Linked DNA regions of Homo sapiens: region 1 is linked to region 2. Evidence: chromatin loops called from intact Hi-C (ENCODE). Cell type or tissue: heart right ventricle. All regions are shown on one strand.

Region 1 (8,000 bases), 1.3 Mb after region 2:
TGTAGTTATGTATGTCTTGTTGTGGGTTTAGAAGTAATTACTTTATAAATCTGGGTGCTCCAATGTTGGACATGTATATATTTAGAATAGATAAGCCATCTTGTTAATTGAACACTTCATTATTACGTAATGCTATTCTTTATCCTTTTTTATTATTGGATTAAGGTCTGTTTTGTATGATATAGTCATAGTGACACCTGCTCATTTTTGTTTTCTTTTTCTTTTTTCTTTGAGATAGAGTTTCACTCTTGTTGCCCAGGCTGGAGTGCAATAGCATGGTCTCAGCTCACTGTAACCTCCACCTCCTGGGTTCAAGTAATTTTCCTGTGTCGGACTCCCAAGTAGCTGGGATTACAGGTGCCTGCCACACCCAACCAATTTTGTGTTTTTAGTAGAGATGGGGTGTCACCATGTTAGTCAGGTTGGTCTCAAACTCCTGACCTCAGGGGATCCACCCTCCTTGGCCTCCCAAACTGCTGGGATTACAGACGTGAGCCACCGCACCCTGCCTTGTTTTCTTTTTATGTGGTAGATTTTTTTCTCACTGTTTACATCAACCCATGTGATACAGGTCTTTTGAAAATAGAAGATGGATGGGTCTTGTATTTGTATCCATCCTGCCACTCTGTGCCTTTTAAATGGAGGCATTTAGACTGTTTAAATTCAAGGTTAATATTGATATGTGAAGTTTTAATCCTATCATGAAGTTGTTAGCTGGTTCCTCTGTAGTTTCTACTGTGTCATTGCTTCATAGGGTCTGTGGGCTATGTTTTTTAGTATGGTTTTGTGATAGCAGGTTTCATTCTTTTATTTTGACATTTAGAACTCCCTTAAGGATCTATTGTAAGGCTTTTTTATTGGTAACTAATTCCCTTAGCCCTTGCTTGTTGGGAAAAGCAACAAAGCAAATAATCAAATTTCTCTTTTGATTATGAAGTTTAGTTTGGTAGGATATAAAAATTCTTGGATGAAATTTTTCTTAAAGAATGGTAAAAATAGACCCCTAATCCTTCCTGGATTGTAAGATATCTACTGATAAATCCACTGTTAGCCTGTTGGGCTTCCCTTTATACATGATCTAACCTTTTTCCCCTGGCTGCCTTTAAGAATTTTTCTTTAACATTGACTTTGGAGAGTCTGATGACTATATACCTTTGGTGATGTTTGTTTTCTACACTATCTTGCAGTTATTCTCTGGATTTCTTGCATCTAGATACCAACCTCCCTAGGAAGAGTAGGAAATTTTTTTTTGAATTATTTGTTCACATTATTTGTTTGTCTCCTTCTCTTTTGGCAATACCAAATAATTTTTAGGTTTGCTTACTTTGAATTATCCCAAATTTCTCAAAGACTTTGTATATTTCTAAAAATTGTTTTAAAAATTTTTGTCTGATTATATTTGTTAAAAAGACTGGTCTTCAAGCTCTTAAATTATTTCTTTTTCTTGGCCTGACTGTATTAGTTAGAAAGACTTGTCTTCAAGCACTTAAATTGTTTCTTTTTCTTGGTCCAGTCTAAATTGCTAAAGCTCTCAATTGTATTTTGAAATTCCTTAAGTGAGTTTTTCAATTCCAGATGCTCAGATTTATTTCCTTTTAGAATGTTTATCTGTTTCATCATTTACTAGATTGCTTTAGAAGTTTCATCATGTTGATTTTCTTTGTGTTGTCTTGGATCTTTTTGAGCTTCCTTGCAATCCATGCTTCAAATTTTTATCTATAATTTCTCAGTTTCCATTTTGATTACATTGCTGGAGAGCTCTTTCCATCCTTTGGTGTGTCATTACATTTAGATTTTTCATGGTGCCCAAATTCTTGTGCTGTTTCCTTCTCATCTGGGGACATTAACATTTACAATTTTGTAATTATTTTCATACAGGTGAATATTTTATTTTTGTTTTATTCCCTATATATTTTTTTTCTTTTCCTTTCCCTCTTCACTATAGGGTGTGACTCTTGAGAGTACTGAGCAGGGTCTTTTGGCTTTGTTTCTATAGCCCTATGCACGTCTGTCACTAGGTTTTATACTGGGCTGTGCAGTTTGACCTACAAGCCAGTAGATGGTACTTACAGGTAACAGCCAGCTGCAGCCAATGTGGCTGAGTATATACTTGATCTTGTTACTGAGATAATCTCTCTGTTTCCTCAGGAAATGGGCTGATTCATGAAGTACACAGTGGTCTTAGCTCCCTGCTTAGTCTTGGGGGACTGGGGCCAAGATAGGCAGGGCTGGCCTAGGCAGGTTCACCTACAGGTCCCCCAATTGCCAGCATAAGCACCAAAACTGAGGAAGAATTCAGTGGGTGGCCACCAAGCACCCACAAATATGTCTAAATGTGGATTTAGGAAGCCTTTCTGGCCCCAGGTTCTCTGCATTGGGATGGTGGCTGGTCTAAACTCCTAATTTTAGAACAGTGGGTGCTCCAGATGCCTGGAGATCTCCCTGTATATCAAGCATGGAGTCCCCTCCATGCACCAGGATTTCTGCACAGGAAGTGTGGGGTAGCTCAGGCCACTATTTGAGGCAAACAGGTGCTCTAGATGCCTAGAGATGGGCCTGGGTTGGAGTAGAGAGGGCTTCTATGCAAGAAGATTTCTGCATAGGAAGAGTAGGGTGAGAGAGACTGCCAATCCCAGTGAGCAGATGTTCTGAATGCCTGGATCTCTGCCTGGGCTTAGAGCAGAAAGAACCTCACTGCACCATGATGTAAGCCCAGGAAGAATGGGGTATATGAGACTGATGAACCAGTTGAATGATTACTCCAAATACCTGGAGATCTGCCTGGGCATGAAGCAGAAAGTTCCTCCCTGCACCATGATCTATGTCTAGGAAGAGTGGAGAAGGTAAGGCTGTCATCCAGGCAAGCAAGTGCTCTAGATGGCTGGAGGTATGCCTGGACATGGAACAGAGAGAATCCCACTCACCACGATCTACATCTAGGAAGGGTGGGGCGAGTTGGGCTGCTAATACAGCTGAGTGGTTGCTTCAAATGCCTGGAGATCTGTCTAAGCATGGAGCAGAGAGGGCCCCACTATACCTTGATTTATGTCCAGGAAGAGTGGGGCACCTCAGGCTGATGGTCTAGGCAAATGATGCTCCAAATGCCTGAATTTCAGCCTGAGGTTAGAGCAGAGAGGATCTTGATGCACCACTATTTCAGGGGAGCAGGCTGGTAAACCCAGTAATAGCACATGCAGACCAGGTCAGCACAAGCTGACCCTGGTGGCAAGTCTTGCCCAGGCAAAATTGCAGCTGTAGCAGCTCCCTTTTGCCCTAGGTTTCTGATGTGGGAAAGCACAATTCAAAGACATGTTTCATGTTATTTTATCTGTTCTTATAATACTATATTTTATTCTATATTGAATAAGAATGAAAATAGTAAATAATGACTCAATGTAGTATCAATTAAATATTGTAATTAAAATGCTTACACAAGTGATTGACAAAAACAGACACTAAATAAATATTGGCAATTGTTATTTGGTGGGTCCTCACTGAATTTTCAACTTTTGTTCTTTCCTCTAGGTCAGTCTTGTTTGCATTTTGTTTCAAACTGGGTTAACCTAGCAGTAGTGTGCTATTCATTTGAGAACGTAGAAAATAGGAATACACATTCAGTACGAATAATTCCTAATCCTAAACACAGAAATGTAAGATAAATTATACTACATAAACACCACAAGTCATGCCAAACACAGACTTATTTTTGTTCACTGTCGTGACACTAGGGAGACATCTGACTCTTTAGCTCTGTGACACTGACATTTCCGGCTTAGAATTCATTTCCGTTAAAAATCATCTTAATATCATTTAAAATAATATGCTGTGACTTTTGGGATCTGCAAAATTATTACCGGTTAAATATAAAAGCAAGTCCATAAAAATACAAAATAAAATGAATATTGTTTTTACCTGGCAATCCTTTGTGTCTCCACGGCATGTAATTTAGAAGAGGAGGACATGTTCTAACAGAAGGAAAGGGTGCCCTCTAGTGTTTTAGTTAAAAGTGAACAATTAGCTAACATACCTCTCAAACTTATATTTATTAGATTCTCAACTGAAAATAGTCTCTAGAGTAAAGATTAGACTAAAAAAAAATAAAGCTACTAGTAGTATAAGGTGTTAGGAAAACATATGGTATTTATGATGCATTCTTCTTGAGCTTAAACATAGAAAAGTGTAGAATGAAAGATTAAGTCAATCTATCATGTTCTCCTTTTCCATCACCTAATAAATTACAGTTACTCTATCTGTGGAGTTTGCCTCAAGCTTGGAATTGCTAAACATTTATGATAATATTGCAGCTGTCATTGTCCAAAAATACATAGATATGAACATTTTTGTCACAAAATGTTGACTGTATACATTTCCTTCAAACTGATTTTTTCAATATTTTTAGTAATAATTTTAGCCAGATTAGATTAAAACACAATATAAATTACTTTTTATATATTTAAAATACTTCACTAAATATTTTATGCATTTCTATGTCCTATTTTATTAGAATTAATAATAATATAATGTATTGTCAATTTTCTCCCTAAATTGAATATATTTCTCTACAGTTTTCTCAAGAGGGATTTGCAGAGACAGGATGCTATGAAATTACCTCTCCCATGCCCTCCACAGTACTAAGACTGAGGTACCTGTCTACATCAAAAGATGAGTACTACAATGCAGATGACTTAGCCAGGTGATTCTTTACCTTTACACCATCTCCTATTATAAGCTGAATTGTCCCCTTCCCCAAATTCATATATTGAGTTTCTAACATTCAGCTCCTCATTTAAAGACAAGATTTTTTAAAAGGTGATTAAAGTAAAATGAGGTCACTGATGTGGGCCTAATCCAATAGGACTGATATTCTTAGAAGAAAAAAGATTAAGACACAGACAGAAGAAAGACCATGTAAAGGCACAAGGAGAAGACAGCCATTTACAAGCCAAGAAGAGAGGTCTCTGAAAAACCAACCCTGCTGGCACCTTGCTCTTGGACTTCTGGCCTCCAGATTTATGAGGAAGTAAATTTCTGTTGTTCAAGCAACCTGAATTGGTTTACTTTCAAATGGCAGCCCCAACAAACTGATAGGTCCGCAGAGTTCTTTTTCTTTCCACGATGTAAACATTTTAAATTCATTTTTTTCAGAAAGCATTACTTCCACCTCAATTTTGAGTTCCAGTAAACAAAACTTAAACATCAAATGGTGATAAACAGTATAAACTTGCATCTAATACATGATAAACAAATATTAGCAATAACTTTTATTAGCTGGGCCAATGGCTTGCTCTTTCTCCGTCATTAAAGTGTCCCCAGTATATCCTCTTTTCTCCTGTTTTCTTCAAAGCCAGACAAATTGGCTCCACTTTCCAGCAAAACAGTGGGTCCATCTGTCAGTAGAGTACAAAAAGAACAGAAAATTCCGTACCTCTAACTATATTAATCCATAGCTACATGCAATTTGCACAATCTCAGTGTGCACATATAATAACTCATATCTTACTTTCACTTATATCTATAAATCATGGTGTCAGGGGAAGCAGACACGAGTAAACCAAAACAGATAAAGATATGTACTCACACATAAATTAAAATTCAAAAATAACTTTTTGATTAAATAGTTCATAATTTGGAAACCTCTTTACTCAGTTTTGATTGTAAAACATAGGGATATCTCAAATAAATTGAGATCTCTATCATTCTCCTATTCATTTGTCATATTTTCAAAACAAAATTATTGAACACCTAATCTCTGCTTCACATTAGTAAATAAAAATAGATAAGTCAAGGAATTAGCATTGGGTTGGTCTTAGAGAAAAGCAAAAGAAGTGTAGTACTTGGTCAGGTAACTCTCTGATGTAAAATGTATTTTCCCCCTGTGTGTTTATCTCTCTCTCTGTATGTGTATTTCCCTAACTAGTTGTAGCCATAACATTAGGTAACATGTATAAAATGCTTAGGAAAGCTCCTGGCACAAATTAAGTATTTAATAAACCAAGATAGTTAACTAATTAGCCTATTTAAATTCCAGTTTCTACATCCATGAAAAGAAGAAAAATATATTTATTTGATGCGGATGTTGTCGGGATTGAATGAGATAATGCATGTAGCCCAAATTTTACATATACAGTTTAATTAATATTAACCCCACCCCCTAAAAAACTGCATATGATATGAACACAGGATGATTTCCACAAATTATGTTAACATCAACTGAAAAATTATTCATTTAATTCTCTTATGCAGTTGATAAACTCTGAAGTCTCAAATATACTTTGAATATAAACAACACTGATTTATCAAGCTTTCTGATTATCCTATGGGATGAGATCCATATCTAATCCTTTAGAAAAGTGAAACTTTGAAAAAGTGTCTAGTTAGTGGTGAAACGGTATTTTGACAAGACAAATTATTTCTTTTTTTGAGGTAAATTTTAATGCTGAATCAGTAGATTTATTGCACTGATTTTTTATTAGTAAAATTATTACATTCAAACTCATGCACAGAGTATTTTACTGAATGACATTCTGTAGTAAGACCTGTTATGAATATTGCCGAGAGACACAGAGTATAATTCCTACTTGAAACTTAAATTATAAAACTCTCAAGGATCTTCTCAAATAACATTGAATAAATCCATGCTGTGTCATTGGAAGGGAAATACTTCCAAAGTATGTTACACTGATTGTCACTGTTAAACATTTTTTTATTTGTGTGTATGTGTAACGGTTGCTTTAAAACTAATTTCAGAATAAATGAAAACCAATACAAAGAATGCTAATCACGAACTTACTTTTACCTTAAAAGTTTTCACAGTTTTTTTTCTCTTTTTTTTTTCAAGTTGGCTGACTAGGGATGTTGGATGCCAGGTCTCCTCAGAAAGATCAAAGTTACAGGTGAATGCCCATGATTTAAATGGAAATCTGAGGGAATGAAGCAAGGACCTGTTGGAGCACCCATGGGAAGAACCTGGGGCACAAAAGAGGAAAGCAGCAAGAGACTGACAGAGATTGTCTCCCTAGAAACCTGGACCACGAAAAGGGTAAGTCATGGCTTCTCTTGTCTCCTCACCTGTGTGACAATCTGATGTTCTCCGAAGTGTTGGGGAGCCCCTCTGCCCTCACAATCCAGACAAGGATGTCAGTGGTGATTTGGGACCTTGCTAAGGACAATAAATTGGGTGGTCAGTTCATGCAGGTATGCCCATAATCCCCTCAGACCCAAATTGAAATGGTAGGTGCCACACTGGTTTTACATGCACTGTTCTCCCCAGGGGACTTCAGCCCTTAGGTCGCCACATCACCAGATACCCCACAAATATAGCCCATGACCTGCTTGGTCTTTGGCAACCATATGGTACCAGCAGATCCTTGAGGAGCTGTGGGTTCCTTAAAGATCTAGCCCTCAGTGTGGGCTGCCCTTAGGTAAGAGGGGAGCACAGCCCTCCAACCTGCCCTTGGGACAAAGGAAACATGGACATGGAGTCAATTGATGAAGGGGGTGGCATTGACTGCTAGAAATAGAAATGAGAAAGAGGTTATCTCCTGTTGCCCCCATCCACTGTTGCAGACACAACAGAGCGAAGGATAGGACCCATCTCCTGCTCTTTACATAAGGCAGTAGCATTCTGTCAATAAAGGGCAGACAAATCACAGAGCTGTCTGTCTGCTCTGGACCCAGGACTTAGCCCCGAACCCTGTTTTGTAGTAGCCACCAGAAGGGCATTTCTTTGGTTCTTGGCTACAGAAAGGAGGCAGAAGTTAATGATTATATGAACTAAAGGTCACAAACCCTGCAACGGGGCCCTGATATGAAAGCAGAGCATGTTCCTCCTTGCCCAGGATAAGTAGCTAGTGCAACACCTCAACCCTGACCCCGAGATCTCAGCATACCCCAACATGCTGATTCCCTCCTTCTCTTATTAGGGTAGTTCCTCCCCTCAATTATCAGGGTCCTGGAGAGTGGGTGGCTCTTACTCTTAAGTGAAACTTACTGCGTGGAAT
Region 2 (8,000 bases):
GAAACCAAGTACAAAGCACCTCACATGATGTTTATGATTCTTTATATTAATTTATATTTTTCTAGCTATAGCTTATATTGCTGTGCCTGATAATTTTTTATCAAACGCCAAACAGTGTGTATTTTGCATTGTTGGCTGCTGGATTTTTTTTTTTTTTTTTTGTATTTCCTTAAATCTTTTTGGGCTTTGCTCTGTGGTGTAATTAAGTTGGTTAGCATCAGTTTGATCCTTTTGAGGCATGCTTTTAAACATTCTTAGGCAGGTCCAGAGTAGCCTGTAGTCTGTAGTCTATGCCCGATTTAGCACCGCTACTAGGGTAATAACCCTTCGGAGGACACTCCTCAATGCTCTGTGTATTCTGAGGTCTTTCTTCTCTCGCTTGGTGGGAACAGGAACTCTTCCTATCTTTTTGTGAGCTCCAGGCATGGTTCCTCCTGCTCCTTTCAGGTATTTCTTTCTCTGGCCTTGACAGTTTCCTACATGCTATTCAGTACTCAAAGAAGCAAGGCAACACTCTGCGGATTCCTGAGCCTGCTTGCTTTCACATGTCTCTCCTCTATGGTGCTCTGCCCTGCTAATTCTAGCCGCATAGCTTCCTATTTTTTAGCTCTGTGTCTTCTACTCAGGGAGATTATCAGGCTGTGTCTGGGCTCCCTCTACCTCTACCACACTGAAAACACTCTCTAGGCTTGAGACGGGAGTCAGCTAGGTCACCTGTAGAGCTCACCTTGTTTACCTTCTCTCAAGGATCATGTCTTACACTACCTGCTGTCCAAAGTCTGAAATATGTTGTTTTATATATTTTATCTGCTTGTTATTAAGGCAGATGGGTTAATCCAGTCCCTGCCACTTTACCCTGAATAGATGACTAAAAGTAGAAGTCAATATCTTTATATCTAGGTCACATTTTACCTATCTGTCTTTATCTCCTACTTTTGGGTTTGAATTGTATTTTAGTTAGATTGCTTATTCACTCATATGTTCAAGCCTAGCATAACCAACACTTCACGTATCTTTGGATGGGTAAGAAAAAAGAGTGTTGGTCCCTCTCCCTTGCAGATGTTATAGCCTAGTAGATAAAAATTTGCTACGTAAATTCTAGATATAGTAGTACTAATTGAAAAAGCATATTTATCTTTCAAAATACATATGAAATGAAACCAATTTTATCTCTTCACTTGGTAAGATGAATAGCAGATAGTAAGTGAAAACCAATCTGCTACAAACAATTAATTTTAATACCCATCCTCCCATCTCAATATATCTTACCTCTCCCCTCATTTAGTAGATGCTTGCTAAATATTATACCAACTTAAGGGGCAGATGGAGTGATCACCAATCCCCTGTGGCCTGCTGAGTATGATTGGCCTGTGGGCACCTTCTGGACCTAACAGTGATTGAGGTTTCTTATAGCTGGGATACAAAGATGTTGAATCTGCCATAACTCACATTAAGTCATATTATAAGGCTATTAGGGCAAGATCCATTCTACAGTTAACTGAGGGTTAAAAGTAGCAATGATCTAATCTCTGATGTTTACATTTCCAGACTCAAGGAAAATTTTCTTAAAGTACAGATAAATCAAGTAGACTTTGTTTTTGCATGTTCAGACACACTCAGGAAAAAAATTTATTTGGAAAATAATGAAAAGTAACTTTATAAAGTTCTGAATCTTGGATTCATTGCGTGAGTTATTCATAATTGATATATATTAAAATAACTGTTTTAGTTGACTAGCATTTTTTCCTTAATTTTACAGTAGATAAATTCTTGTGTTATAAAATATCTGGAATAATAACAAGAAGCAACTATAAAGTATTTACTCTTGAATTATGTAGATCTTACTCAAATGGAAAAATAAGGAATTTTTGAAACACAAAAATGTAATTAAATTACATGACAAGTATCCTACCACCAGTATTTTACTATTCATGAACCCTAATACAATTGGAATGTTATTTTTTTTCTGTTTTCAAATAAAATGTAGACTCATAACTTTTTTTTTTTTTTGTCAAAAATACAAATCCTCCTAGTAGCTTTTAATCACCAAATGTCTAAGTTCAGAAATATGTCTAGTCAAATGCAGTGGGATTAAGGGGCACGGCTACCTTGTGTATTTCCATGCCTAGTGCCTCTGCTCCTCTCCCTTTGTCCCGGGATTGGTTTTTCTACAGTTAACTGAAGGGAGAAAGGAGAGGTAGAAGGGCAGAAGGAAGTGTTCTTAAACATCTCAGACATGATAAAGGTTTACTTTGACCATGGTGGCATCTCAGGGGCACTTGGGTTCTTGGGAGACATCCTCTCTGTCCCCTGCCATTGCATTGGATCTTATACATGCAGTTTCTTCAGTGTGGGTGCATGCATCCTCTTTCATGATCATTGGGATTCAGTTGTCATTTCCCAAGAATGCTAGCGGTTCCTCCAGCATCTTTCCTTTGATGTTTCTTTGCTCCTCCCAGAGGCTCTGTTGCACAGGATCTAAGATAACTTCTCTTCCACTTGCTTGCTCATGACTCACATTTAGTGTATGAGAAATGCACATCTGAGACTCTCTGTCCAAAGAATGAGATTATTTTTCAAACTACGGTTTGTTCTCTGTGCCCCAACCAGACCCTTGTCTTTTAGAGTACTCAGGTATGAGTCAGATACACAGGTCCACTCTGTTTTTCAAACTTCAGGGGACACATTTCAAGCTCTCTAAGTGATCTTTGTAAACCCCTTTTAATTAGGCTTTAAGTTAGGAGACAACCTGATGCTCCCACTCCACTCTCAAAGTGTGGGTGGGTGGAGACCCCACACAGCTACAGCTGTCTTCAAAGAAATCTTCTCTCTCATTTCCAATTCCTTTTGGCTCTTCAAATTTAACCTTTTTACACCTTATAATAGGCTTGAGGGGTCAATGGTGCAACCTGGTTTTTACCCACTTCCTTTGCTAATTCTGCCTAAGTGATATGGGATTATATTTTTGAATGTCAGAGTAACTGGCATTTCCTTGTATTAAGACCTCAGCTGAGACTGAGACCAAAATAGTTCACGTTAAAACCCTTTTGCACTTACAACTTAAGACACTTTAGCTTGTCCAGACCACAGAAAGAAAAATATACCCCAAAGGAACATTTGAGAAGTGACATTAAATATTTGTTTTACATTCTTAATATTTGTAAAGGCAAATTTTGTGTTTTTAAAAGTGTATTTTCTGATCAATTTTGCTATTTTTATGTTATGGTCTAGTCCAAGAGTGGAGTCTTGATTTACAACATTGTGCCTTTAGGAAATAAGGTCAGGGGACCAACTAGGTTGTAAATCAGGTATTGCGTTTTTTTTTTATGCTTTGTACAGAAAATTCCACTGTTGGCGTAGTCATCAAAGGTGGAAATAATGCAGAAGAGTATTCTTAACATGTGGAGCTCTTTCTACAGGAGCTCTTGGTAAGACAAATGCCTCCTTGGAAGCACGAGATTATTCCCCTTTTGTGTTCTTTGCCATAGCTGTGATAGTAAAGGCTTCTTTCTACCTTCTTAATTTCCCACCCTTGCCTCCCTTTAGAACATAAAAAGCCATTCCACCTTGAATGGAAAACATTCTCGGCAGCTTGTAGGGACTGAGTCCAGGACAGTGAGTCAGAAGATGGCCACTAGGGGGCAGCTACGTAAAGCTTTTAGGCTTAGTTTTGTAGGTACTTGGGAATTATGGAAGGTTTCAGAGCAGGGTAGTGACCTACCAAAAATGTGTTAGGAAGATTAATTTGGCAGGCAGAGTGAAGGGGAAAGAATAGGTACAAAAGTCAGATCTAGGACTACCCCTGTGATTTCAGGGTAAAGAGGGAAGCAGTGGTATCAAGGAAGATACCAAAGAGTGGTGAAAGCATTACAGACATATTATGAAAAGAAATATTAATATAGAAGCATGACTGCACGACTATGGAGGGAGGAAAAAATGGAAAACAAATTCTCTGTTTGGAGAATGTTAATTCTAAAGATGGAAATAAACCCACTTAGCCATTTTTCCCCCTCTAGGTATAATCCATTTAAGTGAAATTTATCAAAAATTTAAAGGTATTCTTGAAATGTTTTCATCTATCAAAACAAGTTTTTTGGAACATTAACAATTTTAGTCTGACAGTTGCTGGAGATTTAGGAGAAAAGTGTCAGTTGGCTCTTTTTTCTTGGGGAAGGGAAAAGGAATCAGTAAGACAAATATGGTGTCTACCCTTCTTTTCTAGCTCCCCATTTTTTCTTCTTTATTTAATCATAGATGTTTGGAGAAACAAGGTTCTGACTACCTCTCTGGCTGGGTAGAGAACAAAACAGTGGAAAACTGTGTCATGGGAATACATTGTCTCAGGAGATCTTTGTATTAATGTACAAGTCCACAGAGCTTCATGGAGATTACAACCTCATCTTATTAATAAGATAGATATTAAATGAAAATATTTCCCCAAATGTAAATACCTGCCACACATCTAAGGGGAGATCTCAATATATTACAACTTTAAGCCAATGCTGCTACTGCATCTTTTAAAGGTTAAAGAAAGAGACCCCAAAAATGGAAGCTGGAAGCTAGACTGTGACAAGGAACATGCTTACCAGGGCTGATGTGTATTCTGAAGTTTTCAATTTCTGTTTTGCAGTTTATCCTGGTCTTTAATGTTTTGTTTTCTATACTTTTATGTGCTTGGCTAAAGTGAAATTAAAACATATAAGCTACAAAAATTAACTCAATGAAATTTTGAGGTTTTGCCATTGGGGAACCTGAATTAATAGTTTTAATATAGAATTCAGGACAGACAGCATCATGCCAGACCTTCCAAATTATATAATTAATTTTAGCAAACAGTGCTTAGGATAAGAATTTTCAACAGCTGTGTGTGCCTGGTTTCTCTGCTAATGTTCCCTGTGGAGTTCTGGGACAACCAGCTCCAGGTCTTTGCTGCACTGGTGCTTGCTTTACTGGGGTACTGCACATTTCATGCTCCATTGAGACCACCTATATGGTGGAACTGGTCCTCCTTGGGCTTTCTATATTGCCTTTTGCCACCACCTTAGAACTCTCACTCACAGCTCATCTCTCTCTTGGATCAGTAAAGAAGCACTTTTTTCTTCTTATATTTTTCCAAACATACTCAGAGTCATTGCTTTTCACTTACCCACTGCTACTACTGTTGACAAACTACCACCATCTCTTACATGGATCACTGTGATTGCCTTGGATTGATCTCCCTGCCTCTACCATTGCTCCCCACAGTCTATTTGTTGACATTGCAGCCAGTGATTCTGGCTGTCAGATCTTGTCACTCCTTGGCTGAAAATTTTACAGGGGATCCTGATTTCACTCCTAATCAAAGACAAAGTCTTTATGAAGACCTAAAGGTCTTTGCAAATCTGATCTCACCTCTTATGGCTCACCTTTCACTCACTGCACTCTACTCACATGTGACCACAACATTCCAGGTATGGTGAAATGCCTTGTTTCCCTCAAGTCTTATTGTAATGCTATCCTGCCATAGAGGCCAGCCCTGGGCACCCTGTTTCAAATTGCAAGCTGCTCTTCCTACCACCCCAACCTTCTTTATCCTGTTCCACTTTCGTCTATAACTTTTATCTATACAGTAGTCCCTCTTATCTGCAGGGTATATATTCCAAGATCCCCAGGGGATGTCTGAAACCACAGATAGTACTGAACCTTATATATATTATGTTTTTTTTTTTCCTATATGCACATACCTATGATAAAGTTTAATTTATAAATTAGGCATAGTACAATACTAACAATAATGATAAAATAGGACAATTTTAATATATGGTAATTATGTGAATGTGGTCTCTATCGCTATCAAAATATTTTATTTTACTGTAGATCTTAGCAACCTCGGCATACAATCTCTTTTTCTTTCTTTATGAAGATGAGAACTTTCACATTTTCACTTAAAGGAAGCACTCTCTGGCTTATCTTCGGCATATCCGATTTGCCAGCATCATTACTCTTGTGCTTTGGGGCCATTATTAAGTAAAAGAAGGATCATTTGAACACAAGCACTGTGGTACTGCAGTGTGTGGAGTGAGACTGACCTCATACTGTGGCTTTTTGAGCCTCAGTCCCAACCTCACCCAAATCATGTTACATTTAATTATACTCAAGGAGCATATTGTTTTCAAAAATAGAATTACTCTTTTCAACTGTGGCAAGGGTTGGGAGATTGTGTGGGGTAGATGATCCTCATGAATTTCTAGGGTAGGGGACCCTCATAGAAAAGTCTAATTTTTCTTCATCTAAGTAGGCAATAGTTCCTATAAACGTAGGTTGTGACAGAGATATTTGTGTTCCTGGTGTGGGAGAAAGAAAAATAATTTTTGTGATGAGTTCCAAAATCAGTTATTTTTCAAAACTGTGAATGGCTTAAAAAATGACATTTTGTTTGTTTGTTAATCTGCATTTTGGGCAGGCTTGTTGGTGATAGTTTGTTTCTCTCCAACTTGGCCTCAGCTGGGGCAGCTTGAAGTGTGGAAGCTGGAATCATCTGAAGTTTGCTTATCCACATGTCTGATGGTTCGTGCTGGCTGTTGGCTGAGACCATGATTGAGACCATTGCCAAACATATACACATGGGCCCCCATGAGGCCTGGGTTTTCTTACAACATAGTGACTGGGTTCCAAGGGTGAGCATCTTGAGAGAGAAGAGAGATAGAAGAGAGAGGAAGAGCGATGGAAGCCATATTGCCTTTTATGGCCTAACCTCAAAAGTTATACAGGCATCAATTCTGCCATATTCTATTTTTTCAGGAAATCCCACAAAAGGTGGCCCAATTTCAAGGACAACAAAAGAAATCTCACCTTTTGATGGGGGAGTGGCAATTTCTGGAAGAGCATGTGGGACTGAAAATATTGCTTTGGTCATTTTGGGAAAACAAAATGTCTGCCATCAGCCCTCTGACTATTACAACATAATAGTAAGATACACTTGCCCTCTTCCAAGGCTTCTAAAATCCCATTTTTGTTTCAGCATCAGACTTGGTTTTGGGATTCAGAATCTCACTATTAAAATGAAATCCATATCTGGTGAGGCTCTGTGGGTGTAGATTATCAGGTCTCTGAGGCCTATTTTTCCTGGTCTAAAGATCTGTGAACTAAAGAGATAAATGACCTGCCTCTTATATAATCCATATGCCATGGGAGGGCAAGTGCAGACAACTGCTATTGACATTCCCATTCAAAAAGGGTAATGGGGGGAGGGAAATGGGAAGAATACAGCAATGAGTGGTACAAAGAGACTTTGAAATCCAACTGGATGTATCTTTTCAATTCCATTCTTAATTCTCAGTCCTACTACCTAACAGTAGGTTGAAAAATCTACACAAGGCCTCTCCATGTGGCTTGGGCTTCCTCACAACATGGATGCTAAATTTCAGTTGCAATAGTCAGATGTTGGAGAAAATTTGTAATTTTTAAGCTATGTGGAAAATTACCTGAGTCAACATTGTAAGACAGTCTACTGAAATTTTATCTACTTTTTACTAAAAAGGATAGGAACAAAGTGGCATTTCCCAGTGAATGGATAACATGTAATGTATGCTGTGGTTAAAAAATGGAGTCCTCTGTAGAATTACAAGTTCAGTTTTGGCAGCATAATTTGAAAGAATAAAATAATAAACCCTCATGTTTGTAGTAAAATGTTTTTACTACATACATAATAGTTTCCTGTAAACTATTATCTAATGTGAAAGGAGAAATACTCTTTATAAAATGAGTTCTACAATTAGGGCAATTCTAGAAGTATGTGTCTTTATATCTTACTGTGGCCTAAAAGCTTAAACTCATGGGAAAGATTCTAAAAGGGAAAGATTTCAACTTGGGAGGGAATATGGTAGGAAAACAAGCATGGAAAATGTTCTGGTTATCTATTTGTGTATAACAAACTGTCAAAGCTCAGTGGTTTAAAGTCACCATTTCTTTCTTTTCCCTCTCCATAATGTAGATCATGAGTTTGGGAATGGCCCCACAGG

What was found. Peaks named below come from ENCODE experiments on the same cell type or tissue, not always from the same donor. Only the 100,000 strongest peaks of a DNase experiment are listed, where the experiment ranks them.
Region 1: a loop joins it to region 2, with 5 times the contacts of the local background. A loop is called at or near these places in 22 of 110 quality-filtered maps.

Annotation. Positions count from the first base shown.
Region 1 is chr13:81,013,768-81,021,767 of GRCh38, forward strand. It overlaps LINC00377 (long intergenic non-protein coding RNA 377), which reads left to right and starts at 4,624. Exons shown (of 4, transcript NR_125770.1): 1 at 4,624-4,693; 2 at 6,839-7,039. RefSeq lists enhancers at 2,515-3,016, 3,017-3,516. In heart right ventricle, CTCF peaks have their summits at 3,996 (motif pointing left) and 4,203; no DNase peak of the experiment used is centred here; H3K4me3 peaks cover 434 bases.
Region 2 is chr13:79,675,822-79,683,821 of GRCh38, forward strand. No RefSeq gene overlaps it. Among named protein-coding and RNA genes, the nearest start is that of LINC01068, 110 kb to the left of the region's middle. In heart right ventricle, CTCF peaks have their summits at 668, 3,623 (motif pointing right) and 3,828; a DNase peak (open chromatin) is centred at 3,630; H3K27ac peaks cover 2,294 bases.